Linked DNA regions of Homo sapiens: all the other regions are linked to region 1. Evidence: chromatin contacts called from ENCODE Hi-C or POLR2A ChIA-PET data. All regions are on one chromosome and are shown on one strand. The core of a region is the stretch at or near the end of the contact, and the rest is flanking DNA. Distances in the headings are between cores, read along the strand shown.

Region 1 (3,873 bases), core at 394-2,893:
CTGGTCTCGAACTCCTGACTTCGGGTGATCCACCCGCTTCGGCCTCCCAAAGTGCTGGGATTACAGATGTGAGCCACCACGCCCAGCAGTCAGTGGGCCAATTCTTAAGGCTGGCTCTCAAAGATGAACCAGCACCACAATTTACCCGGCTTATAAATCCTGTCAGCTTCAGAAGACGACTTACCAAACACAAATTTATCCTCACCAGTTAATAACTCCTTTTCTTTGCTCAAAAACCCAGTGAGAAAAAATAACTCCAGGCCAGGCACAGTGGCTCATGCCTATACTTCTAGCACTTTGGAAGGCCGAGGCGGGTGGATCACCTGAGATCAGGAGTTCAAGACCAGGCTGGCCAACATGGTGAAACCGTCTCTATTAAAAATGCAAAACATTAGCCAGGCGTGGTGATGTGCGACTGTAATCCCAGTTACTCGAGTGGCTGAGGCAGGAGAATCGCTTGAACCCATGTGGCAGAGAAGGTTGCAGTGAGGCGACAACGCGGCACTGCAACTCCGGCCTGGGCGACAGAGCGAGACTCCGTCTCAAAAAAAAAAAAAAGAAAAAATAACTCCAGTGCACTGCGCCCTTACTTCCTATCTAACATTGTGCCGAACGTTATACACAGATCCTCCTCCGTATGATCCTTAGTTCAGGATCATAAACTCTTGATAAATTACTGCCCCAGGAACCTCCAGTGACATCAACCGCTGCTACCATTTGTGGAATTCTGCCGGCCAGACACCCCACACTGCATTCCCTCACAACTGATCCTCCCGATAGCCCATGGGGTAGGCACTGTTATTTCCATTCACAGATAAGCAAAGTGAGGCTCGGAGGGCGGGGACTTGCCCAAAGCCACAAGGATGAAAGGTAGTGCGATGACTCAACCGATAAAAATAATCCCGGTTGTGGTGGGGGGGAGCTGAGCCCGACTCCTCCCACTATGCTGCCGCGGCTCCGAAGGCCTAGCCCGAGTGCGGAAATGGGCTTCTAGGGTCCCAGGACGAGGTCCACCTCCAGAGCTGCAGTGAGGTCCAAGTCAGCCCGAGGAGCCCGCAGGTCCCACATTTCAGTCATTTCCCTACCCCAAAGGCAGGGACTCCCCGCTCCTGGGGCAGGCAGCCACTGTGGCCGCGAGCAAGCGTACTCGGGTTAGGAAGGAGAAGGAAGGGGACAGGGGGAACGTTCACCTACGCAGCTGCCACCTCGGAGGACGGGGGAGCGGGGGACGAGGAAAGATCAGGATAAGACCCTAACTCCCACAAATGACTCCAGGAAAGGGAGACCACCACTCCCCGAGCTTTGGAGCGCCGCGCGGGAACCGGAAGTCATGCCCCGCCCGGAAGTTAAGAGGAGGGGCATAGGTTGGAAGGGGTGGGCCGGGTCTCTCTAGCCTCCGCGGTACTACGCAGCTTCATGGTTTTAACTCTTGGTGGTCTTTTGACCGTCCTCAGTCCTTACCGTGCGGAGTTTTGGATACATTCTTAGCAGCTTTTTCGCTCCGGAGAAGTTCTTTATCTTTCTGAGCCGCAGTTTGCCCAACTGCAAAATGGAAAGAGATGAAGCAGGAATTAAGATACTCTAGGAGCTCGCCCACAGCTGATTCAGGGCCCCATTCTGAGGTTACACCCTTAAGCCTTTGCACCACTCAAAGGAAGGAAACCAAGAGAGAGGGGTGGCTGGCTGCTGTTTGGAGACAGTGGTCCTTGTATTGGCGCCCCGCGGAATCACTCCAGATGAGTCAGTGGATACAGTCTATAGGTCCCGCCTCATTGTACGCAAACAGCAGTGGGCATATGGCCGTGGGGGGTTGATACAGCCTGTCCGGGGTGGGACTCTGTGTGTATGGGAGGCTAAATCTCAGCAGGACTTTTCCAGTTGCTACCAGACTACGCACTGTCGCCTGATGGTTAAGAACTGAAGCTTTAGCCGTGCGCGGTGGCTCACGCCTGTAATCCCAGCACTTTAGGAGGCAGAGGCGTGTGGATCACCTGAGGTCACGAGTTCGAGACCAGCTTGACCAACAAGGTGAAACTCAGTCTTTACTAAAAATACAAAAATTAGCCGGGCGTGCTGGCAGGCGCCTATAGTCCCAGCTGCTCGGGAGACTGAGACAGGAGAATTGCTTGAACCCGGGAGGCGGAGGTTGCAGTGAGCCGAGATTGCGCCATTGCACTCCAGCCCGGACGAGGGAGCAAGACTCCATCTCAAAGATGAAGCTTTGAAGTCATACTGATCTGGTTTGCGTCTGATCACACAGGTTCAATGACACAGCCGGCTAGAGGAAGCAGAGATGCTAACCACTGCAGCCCCGATCTTAACCCTGAAGGGGAGGGATTGAGCTGTTAGAGAGAGGTACTCAGTTGACTTCTCCCTCTCTCTTTCCAGCTGGCATATCCGAATGGGCTGAGCTACCGGATTAAGAGGGACACCCCAAAGCCCCCATTGCTGGGTTATTGCTCCAGAGCCAATGTTCTTGGGGAAAGGAAGATATGCCCTTTGTCAACATTGCCACTGCTGGTCTGTAAACTCCTAGACGGCCAGCTGGTGGTTCACAAACCAGGACTCCTTGCTCTGGCCCTACCCCTACCTACCAGAATGACCGTGAACCCTTCCCCACTCACTCCTACAACCAGGTTTCCATCTCCTCTCTCAGCTTAGGTTTCCCTAACTGTAAAATAAAAGGGTTGGACTAGGTTAAGGACTTCCTGCTATTTCTCTCTCCCACACTCTAAGGTTCCTTAGGAATGCTTCAGAAAACAGCAGGGGTTGGGGCAAGGATGCCGCTTGAGTCCCAGAGCAACTCCAATTTCATAGGCACATAAATTTATGTGAAAGTATATACGTTTCGGCTTGTGTAAGATTATTTTATCATCCCAGGTAAAATTCAGCCTTTGTGCTTCATCTTTCCCCACCCTCCTGCTCACTCAGTTTGCTCCAAGAACACTGACCTTCTGGCTATTTTGCAAATCTGACAATCTGACAAGCTCATCTTCACTTCTTTTTTTTTTTTTTTTTTTTTTTTGAGACGGAGTTTCGCTCTTGTTGTCTAAGCTGGAGTGCAATGGTGTGATCTCGACTCACTGCAACCTCTGCCTCCCGGATTCAAGCGATTCTCCTGCCTCAGCCTCCCGAGTAACTGGGATTACAGGCACGAGCCACCACACCCGGCTAATTTTTTGTACTTTTAGTAGAGACGGGGTTTCGCCATATTGGCCAGGCTGGTCTCGAACTCCTGACCTCAGGTGATCCGCCCACCTCAGCCTCCCAAAGTGCTGGGATTACAGGTGTGAGCCACCACGCCCAGCCTTTTTTTGAGGCAGAGTCTCATTCTGTCACCCAGGCTGGAATGCAGTGGCATGATCTCAGCTCACTGCAACTTCCACCTCCTGGGTTGAAGTGATTCTCTTGCCTTAGCCTCCCAAGTAGTTCAGATTACAGACTTGCACCACCCTGTCCAGCTAATTTTTGTATTTTTAGTAGAGACAGGGTTTTGCCATGTTCCCCAGGCTGGTCTCGAACTCCTGACCTCAAGCGATCCACCCACCTCGGCTTCCCAAAGTGCTGGGATTACAGGCGTGAGCCATCGCACCCGGCCTCATCTTCACTTCTTTTGCTGATCTCTGCTTGCAGTGCTCTTTCCTGAGATCTGTTCACCCAGGTTCCAGTTCAACTGTAGCGTCTCCTTTTCTGCCCACCTCCTCTATCCCCCGACCCCGGGCACCCTTCCAATTCCTTTATAACCTGTTACTTTGTTTTTGTGATTACCTAGTTATTTTCTATCTCATCCACTAGAGGCAGTGTCCACAAAGCTAAGGACTTTGTCTGCCCTGTCACCACCATGACCCCAGTACTTAAAACTGAGCATAGGCC
Region 2 (3,873 bases), core at 719-3,218, 1.7 Mb before region 1:
AATGTTTTTAGTTCTTTTTTTTTTTTTTTTTGAGATGGAGTTTTGCTCTTGTTGCCCAGGATGGAGTGCAATGGCACGATCTCAGCCCACCGCAACCTCCACCTCCCGGGTCCAAGCGATTCTCCTGCCTCAGCCTGCCGAGTAGCTGGGATTACAGGCACGTGCCACCATGCTCGGCTAATTTTGTATTTTCAGTAGAGACAGGATTTCTCCATATTGGTCAGGCTGGTCTCGAACTCCTTACCTCAGGTGATCTGCCCACCTTAGCCTCCTAAAGTGTATTACAGGCATGAGCCACTGCGCCCAGCATTTTTTTTTTTTTAAGACAGAGTCTTGCTCTGTCACCCAGGCTAGAGTGCAGTGGCACGATCTCAGCTCACTGCAACCTCCGCATCCCAGGTTCAAGCGATTCTTGTGCCTCAGCCTCTTGAGTAGCTGGGATTACAGGCGCCCGCCACTGCGCCCGGCTAATTTTTGTATTTTTAGTAGAGATGGGGTTTCACCATCTTGGCCAGGCTGGCCTCGAACCCCTGACCTCGTGATCCACCTGCCTCAGCCTCCCAAAGTGCTGGGATTACAGGAGTGAGCCACCACGCCCAGCCCATGTCATTCTTTTTCTTTTTTGAGACAAGGTCTTGCTGCCACTTAGGCTGCAGTGCAGTGGTGTGATCACAGCTCACTGCAGCCTCAACCTCCCACCTACCTCCCAAGTAGCTGGGACTACAGGTGCATGCCACCATGCCCACCTTATTTTTTTATTTTTTGTAGAGATGGGGTTTCACTATGTTGCTCAGGCTGGTCTCGAACTCCTGGGCTCAAGCAATCTGCCTGCCTCAGCCTCTCAAAGTGCTGGGATTACAGGCATGAGCCACAGTGCCTAGCCTGTCATTCATCATTCTTTTTTTTTTTTTTTTTTTTTTTGAGATGGAGTCTCGCTTTGTCACCCAGGCTGGATAGCAGTGGTGCAATCTCAGCTCACAGTAACCTCTGCCTCCTGGGTTCAAGCGATTCTCCTGCCTTAGCCTCCCGAGTAGCTGGGATTATAGGCACACACCACCACGCCCAGCTAATTTTTGTATTTTTAGTAGAGACATCGTTTCACCATGTTGGCCAGGCTGGTCTCGAACTCCTGAACTCAAGTGATCTGCCCACCTCGGCCTCCCAAAGTGCTGAGATTACAGGTGTAAGCCACCGTGCCTGGCCCTGTCATTCATTCTTTCAGCAAAAATTTACTAAGCATCTACTATGTGCCACGTGCCTTGCTTGCACTGATGTGCCTGGTACATAGGCACAGTATGAACAGTAACATTTAGGCCCCTCATAAAGCCTACAGCCTGTTAGGGTCAATGAGGCTCTTAGTGTTTTTTGGGTTTTTTTTTTTTTTTTTTTTTTTTTGAGATAGAGTCTCTTGCCCAGGCTGGAGTGCAGTGGCACAATCTCGGCTCACTGCAACTTCCACCTCCCAGGTTCAAGCGATTCTCCTGTCTCAGCCTCCCGAGTAGCTGGAATTACAGATGTGTGCCACCATGCCTGGCTAATTTTTTTTCTATTTTTAGGAGAGATGGGGTTTCACCATGTTGGCCAGGCTGGTCTCGAACTCCTGACCTCAGGTGATCCACCTGCCTTGGCCTCCCAAAGTGCTGGGATTACAGGCATGAGCCACCATTCCTGGGCTGAGGCTCTTAGTGTTTTTTTTGTTTGTTTGCTTTTTTTTTTTTTTTTTTTTTTTTTTTGTGGCTCTTAGTGTTTTAAGCCTTACTTCTGGCCCCTCTCACCTCTTACTCTTTGTTCTAGTCATCATGACAGAGTTGGGATTTCCCAAACTTGCCCCATTGCAGCCTCAGGGTCTATAAATATGCCAACCCAAAATTCCAGCCCTCAGCCTCCTGGCCTCATTAAGACTCAGTTTGAGAATCACTTCCTCTGAGCAGCCTGTACCTAACCCCACCCCAGATCTGCCCCAGATTATCGTGCACCCATCACTGGAGGAGTCTCTCGTGTGGTCGTCACTGTCCATTTCTTTGTGTGATGTCCTCACTAGACTGTGAGCTCCTTGCAAGCAGGGACTGTGACTAAACCATCTCTGTATCCCTGCTGGGGGCACTAACTAGCTGGTGAACCCATAAGTACGTGGACTTGAACGGCCCAGTGGAGGGTCTGTATGAGAGGTATCCGCATAGGGCAATACACGGTGTGAGAGAAGAACTGCAGCTTCAGAAGGGCTAGGAGGCCAGGTTCTCAGCAGGAGTTTCCAGAGCACATAGCCTGTAACCACCAGGAAACAGGCAGAGATACAGAGCCTCGAAGCTGAGAAAGACAGTGCCTTACTTCTCCTTGAAGAGGGGCCTTGTGTGGTGAAAGTAACACATCTGTGTTCTAATTTGACTCCTCACCGGCTATGTGACTTTGGGTTAGACGGACCTCTAATATTTGCATGGCTGATGGCAAAAGTGTATACAGAGGCCCACATACCATTTATCTAAATATTTAAAAGTTAAAAACTAACAAACCATTAAATACAGTTTTTACTCTATCCTATCCTATTCTGTTCTCTTACTTCGATGAATATACCTTCATAATGACCTGGGGCTAGGTTTAAATTTAACATTCTCAGATTCCTAAGAGTTCTTGGGGATGTGGTGGCACAAGGAGAACTAGCCCCTAACCTACATGCTGTTCTTCCCACCTGCATTAGGCAGAATAATGTCCCCTCCCCACCCCAGGTGTCCACACCCTGATCCCAGGAACCTGTGAATATGTTATCTTACATGGCAAGGGGGAATTAAAATTGCTAATCAGGCCAAGCATGGTGGCTCACACCTGTAATCCCAGCACTTTGGGAGGCCGAGGCAGGAGGATCACTTGAACTCAGAGGTTTGAGACCAGCCTGGGCAACATTGCAAGACCTCATTTCAATTTATATTACAAATTTATTTATTTTAATACAATAAAAATTGCTAATCAGCTGACCTCAAGATAGGGAGATTATCCTGGATTATTGAGGTAGCCCAAAATAATCACAAGGGTGCTTCTAAGTGAAAGCGAGAAGCATGAGTCAGAGTCAGAGAAGATGTGATGACAGAGGCAAAGGCTGGAGTGATGGGATTGCTGGCTTTGAAGGTGGCCACCAGCCAAGGAACACAGGTGGCCTCTAGAAGCTGGAAAAGGCAAGCAAACAGATTCTCCCTGGAGCCTCAGGAAGGACACAGCCATGGCTATACCTTGATTATAGCCCAGTGAGACCCATTTTGGACCTCTGGCCTCCATAAATGTCAGATAGTAAGTTTGCGGTAATTTTTTTACAGCAGAAATAGGAAATGAATACACTGCCTTAGTCTCTGTCCTGCACCACAGGGCCTCACGTTCAGCCCAGGGGTCACACCAGCTCCTAAGTGCAAAGTCACACTCACAGACAGATGCCCCTTGGCCACCCCTTGGGCCTAGGGGTACACACACCAGTGTTCTGGGGAGGAGGGACCCAGGGAAGAGGCTCTGGAAAACAGCAGGGAAATCTGGGGTTGTGACATGTGTAGCATGGTCTAGAAAGGGGTATGGGCTTAGGGTTGGCACAGCTCCTAGGCTGCACGGCCTCCTCACCTGCTCACTTGGGGTAAATGGCTTCACCTCCCTGAGCCTCATCTGTAAAATCAACCATGTGGATCATTATTGAGCACATCATCTGAGCCAAGTGTCCTACTTAGTATCAGAGATTTGAGAATGCCTCATCCTTGTCCTCAAGGAACTCATCTCCTAGTAATTCTGACCTCACAGGGCTTCTACCCAAGAAGGGAATGGTAGGTAAAGCAGCTGACACATAGAAACCCCTCAATAAACTTTATTTTCCATTCCTTTCTACTTAACCAAATCAAGGGG
Region 3 (3,873 bases), core at 1,374-3,873, 1.5 Mb before region 1:
TATTCAGTGTTCCTAACCATAACCTGCTTCTTTCAGAATTAGAATCTTAGGCTAGAGAGGACCATTAAAGGGCACTTGCTTCCTCCCAACCTACCCACTATCTTTTTTTTTTTTTTTTTTTTAAAGAGAAAATGAAGCCCAGGAAGGGAGGAAATTCGTCCAAGGGCACACTGCAAATTATTGGCATGCACAGAACAGAATTTTGCTTGCTAATTCCACAGCATCCTTCTGCCTTATGTCACACAGCCCATGGGCATTTCAGCCTGGAAGCATCCTGGGAAATAATAAATGCGAAGGTGCTTTGCAAACCTAAATCACTATACAAGCCTGAGGCATCAGCTGCAGTAGTAGAGGAAGGAAAAGAAGGGAGGAGAATCTGGGTAGACTGAGCACCTTCCACACAACTGGCCCATGCTGGGTCCCCCAGGCAGTAAGAAGACTAAGATCAGATGGAGTGAACACATCAAGTGCTTTGCAGAGAAGAGGCATTCAATAATTATCGAATGAATGAATGAGTAGACCCAATTAGTTCCATTTTATAGATGGGAAAATAGAAGCACCCAGGATAACTCAGCCAAAGTCTACACAATTAGTTTAAACAAAAAAAGAAGAAGAAGAAGAAGAATGGGCATTTGCACAGAAATCTGCCTGGCCCGTGATTTTTCTAGAACCCTCTGGACTTGACCGTTTTGCCACAGAAGTCTGCAAGATAGGAAAAGAAGGATCTTCTCTTCGGTTATTCAGGAGTTCCTACAGCCATTATTTTGCCTTTCCTGACCAAATAGCTGGCACTTGACGGCTGTAGCATGTAAAGACTGACTTGCCCACTCACAGGTTTTCTTCCTCTTTTCTTACTGAAGAGCCTGTCCTTGAAAAAAACATTCCAGGAAGAAATCTTTCTTGGGCCACAGAGCCCTGTGGTTTGATGGAAAAGAACGAGGCTTCAAGACTGGCTCTGCTATTACTTGTAGTGTGACATTGGGCATGTCTTAAATGCCTTCCTTGGGCCCCTCAGCATCTTTCACCTACATATCCAAATTTCACACAACCTTGGACTTCTACAATTGGAAAGGATTTTAAATAATCACTTAGTACCATCGTCTATTTTACTCACAAGGCAATTAAAGCCAGAGTACCTGGGCTTGTTCAAGATTACATGACAAATTATTGTCAGGGCTAGCATGATGAACCCAGGGCTCTCAATTCCCAGTCAGTGTCCTTTTCAACCGTTTTGCGACTCTCTTTGGCTCTGAGCCCCCCTTGTCCTGTTAATCAGTGCCACACATTATCGAACTCTTGTTTCCTGTGTTAATCTTGTCTCCCCAAATTGTGAGATTCTTGAAAGCAGGAGCCACTGTTTTATGCGGAGGGACTCCATAAATATTCACCAATGATTCATTAGGAAAGCAACTATTGGGGGAATCCCACTTGGTCATTTCCAAAATGGAAAGCAGCATCTTGGAAGTGCAGGTCCCCAAATGTCTAGGGAGGTGACAAGAAGGCAAGCAAAGAATCAAAGAATACTGAGCACAGTGTCCTGTTGCAATACAGGACTTAGTTTGCCGGCCCTCTGGTTCCTTTCCTGGTCTTTCAGATGGAGCTGGAGCTACTTCAGCAGGGCTAAGAATAATCAAGTCCAGGTGGCCTGCCCTTCCATAGCAGAAAGGGACAGACAATAGAGCAATGAAATTACCACTGTTTTCTACACAGAGGTGTGTGGAAAGTGAAGAGAGGGGAAGTTAAGAAATTTGCTGACCCAATTGGGTGGGGGGGGGCTCTTAAAAAGGTTTATGTAGAAATTGTCCCATCTGTGCCTCCATATTTAAAACCTTGTCCAAAATTCTAATTGAACTCACAAAGCACAACTGTGCATATATTTAGTTCGTTATGGAGTTTATGGGGCAGAGGGTCCAGGCTCCTTTTTTCCCCATGCAAAAAGCATGGGCTCAAGCTTTCTTCTTTTCCCCTGTTGCTCAAATAAATAGTGTTCTTTGCTCAAACCCCCTTTCCCTCCTCCTTCTGCAATCTCAGCGCCTAGCGCAAATCTGTTTTCTTCATTGTAACCTCAGCTTCACCGCAATTAATTTTTTTTCCCTCTGGTCACAAGATAATTCCTGACGCCAGTGAGTCTGGAGGTCAGACGAACAGCAAATTGGGGAACAAGGCGGCACTAATTCCTTACAAGTTTCCCTTGAAAAATCTTTCGCTTAAAAAAAACGGGGGGTGGGGGGAGCTTCTTTGCTGTTCAGGGATTTATGACCTCGGAGGAGCTGTGGCTCGAACCAGTGTTGGGCTAAAGGCGGACTGGCAGGGGGCAGGGAAGCTCAAAGATCTGGGGTGCTGCCAGGAAAAAGCAAATTCTGGAAGTTAATGGTTTTGAGTGATTTTTAAATCCTTGCTGGCGGAGAGGCCCGCCTCTCCCCGGTATCAGCGCTTCCTCATTCTTTGAATCCGCGGCTCCGCGGTCTTCGGCGTCAGACCAGCCGGAGGAAGCCTGTTTGCAATTTAAGCGGGCTGTGAACGCCCAGGGCCGGCGGGGGCAGGGCCGAGGCGGGCCATTTTGAATAAAGAGGCGTGCCTTCCAGGCAGGCTCTATAAGTGACCGCCGCGGCGAGCGTGCGCGCGTTGCAGGTCACTGTAGCGGGACTTCTTTTGGTTTTCTTTCTCTTTGGGGCACCTCTGGACTCACTCCCCAGCATGAAGGCGCTGAGCCCGGTGCGCGGCTGCTACGAGGCGGTGTGCTGCCTGTCGGAACGCAGTCTGGCCATCGCCCGGGGCCGAGGGAAGGGCCCGGCAGCTGAGGAGCCGCTGAGCTTGCTGGACGACATGAACCACTGCTACTCCCGCCTGCGGGAACTGGTACCCGGAGTCCCGAGAGGCACTCAGCTTAGCCAGGTGGAAATCCTACAGCGCGTCATCGACTACATTCTCGACCTGCAGGTAGTCCTGGCCGAGCCAGCCCCTGGACCCCCTGATGGCCCCCACCTTCCCATCCAGGTAAGCCTCGAAGTCGGGACAGGGCTGAACACCCAGGCAAGGATGCTGCGGGACCCTCGGAGCTCCCGATTGCCTCGCGTAACTCTTCCCTCTTTTCCTCTAATCAGACAGCCGAGCTCACTCCGGAACTTGTCATCTCCAACGACAAAAGGAGCTTTTGCCACTGACTCGGCCGTGTCCTGACACCTCCAGGTGAGTATCTCCTCTCTTGGAGAGGGAGGTTTAAACGGCAAGTCCTGGAGTTGGCAGACGTTTTGAAAAATTGCCACTCACTCGGTTTAGGGAAACTGAGGCCAGAGAGGGACAAGTGACTTGCCCATGGTTGCATCAAATGAATGGCAGAGTCAGTTTCCATGTGATGTGCATTTAAGCCTTAAATGCGCCTGGGCCCTGCCCTCCCGCAGTGGCCGAGGGTCTGGCAAAGTAGACATGGGTCCGACTAAATACAAGTCTTTCTGTTCCATGTTGTATAGGGAGCTGTCTTCGGCAGCCCCCTCCCAGCTAGTGTCAATTCCAAGTAGGAGGGGTAGCGCAAGCTCCGCCTGTGGTCTTTGGCGCCAACTGGGTGGGGGCAGCGTGGGGCGCGGAGTTATCAGCTGGAGGTACAGACCAAGTTTCCTCCCTGGCGCCGGCCAGTCTGCGGACGGCCCCCGCCTCGGCACGCTCGGCGGAAACTGACTGCTCCTTGGTCTTCTTTCCTCCCCCGCCCAGAACGCAGGTGCTGGCGCCCGTTCTGCCTGGGACCCCGGGAACCTCTCCTGCCGGAAGCCGGACGGCAGGGATGGGCCCCAACTTCGCCCTGCCCACTTGACTTCACCAAATCCCTTCCTGGAGACTAAACCTGGTGCTCAGGAGCGAAGGACTGTGAACTTGTGG

The links. A loop is a pair of places that touch in the nucleus more often than their neighbours do. ChIA-PET counts read pairs that join two places held with the same protein, here RNA polymerase II (POLR2A). Pooled maps may share reads with other maps.
Region 2: a loop to region 1 is called in a pooled map, with 3 times the contacts of the local background. The contact joins the enhancer-like site here to the promoter of LINC00339 in region 1. A Hi-C loop is called at or near these places in 2 of 50 pooled maps. POLR2A ChIA-PET finds 5 or more read pairs at or near these places in 2 of 52 experiments (GM12878 and activated T-cell).
Region 3: a loop to region 1 is called in a pooled map, with 4 times the contacts of the local background. The contact joins the promoter of ID3 here to the promoter of LINC00339 in region 1. A Hi-C loop is called at or near these places in 4 of 50 pooled maps. POLR2A ChIA-PET finds 5 or more read pairs at or near these places in 2 of 52 experiments (A549 and activated CD4-positive, alpha-beta T cell).

What each region holds. Positions count from the first base shown.
Region 1 is chr1:22,022,961-22,026,833 of GRCh38, reverse strand. It overlaps LINC00339 (long intergenic non-protein coding RNA 339), which reads right to left and starts at 1,643. Exons shown (of 2, transcript NR_023918.2): 1 at 1,462-1,643. It overlaps LINC01635 (long intergenic non-protein coding RNA 1635), which reads left to right and starts at 786. Exons shown (of 3, transcript NR_110692.1): 1 at 786-870; 2 at 1,868-2,028; 3 at 2,389-2,840. RefSeq lists enhancers at 664-958, 1,036-1,145, 757-1,358 and a silencer at 3,795-3,873.
Region 2 is chr1:23,718,831-23,722,703 of GRCh38, reverse strand. No RefSeq gene overlaps it. Among named protein-coding and RNA genes, the nearest start is that of ELOA, 23 kb to the left of the region's middle. Within about 2 kb of position 1,968, at least 5 of the 41 ENCODE cell types and tissues checked have a DNase peak (open chromatin) inside an H3K27ac peak, as active enhancers do; they include GM12878, where a contact is called at or near this core.
Region 3 is chr1:23,558,251-23,562,123 of GRCh38, reverse strand. It overlaps ID3 (inhibitor of DNA binding 3), which reads left to right and starts at 2,623. Exons shown (of 3, transcript NM_002167.5): 1 at 2,623-2,997; 2 at 3,105-3,189; 3 at 3,709-3,873. The coding sequence starts at 2,698. The coding sequence ends at 3,164. All of the region lies in intron 2 of LOC124903876 (a long non-coding RNA gene), which reads right to left. RefSeq lists silencers at 2,310-2,556, 2,424-2,683 and an enhancer at 3,624-3,753.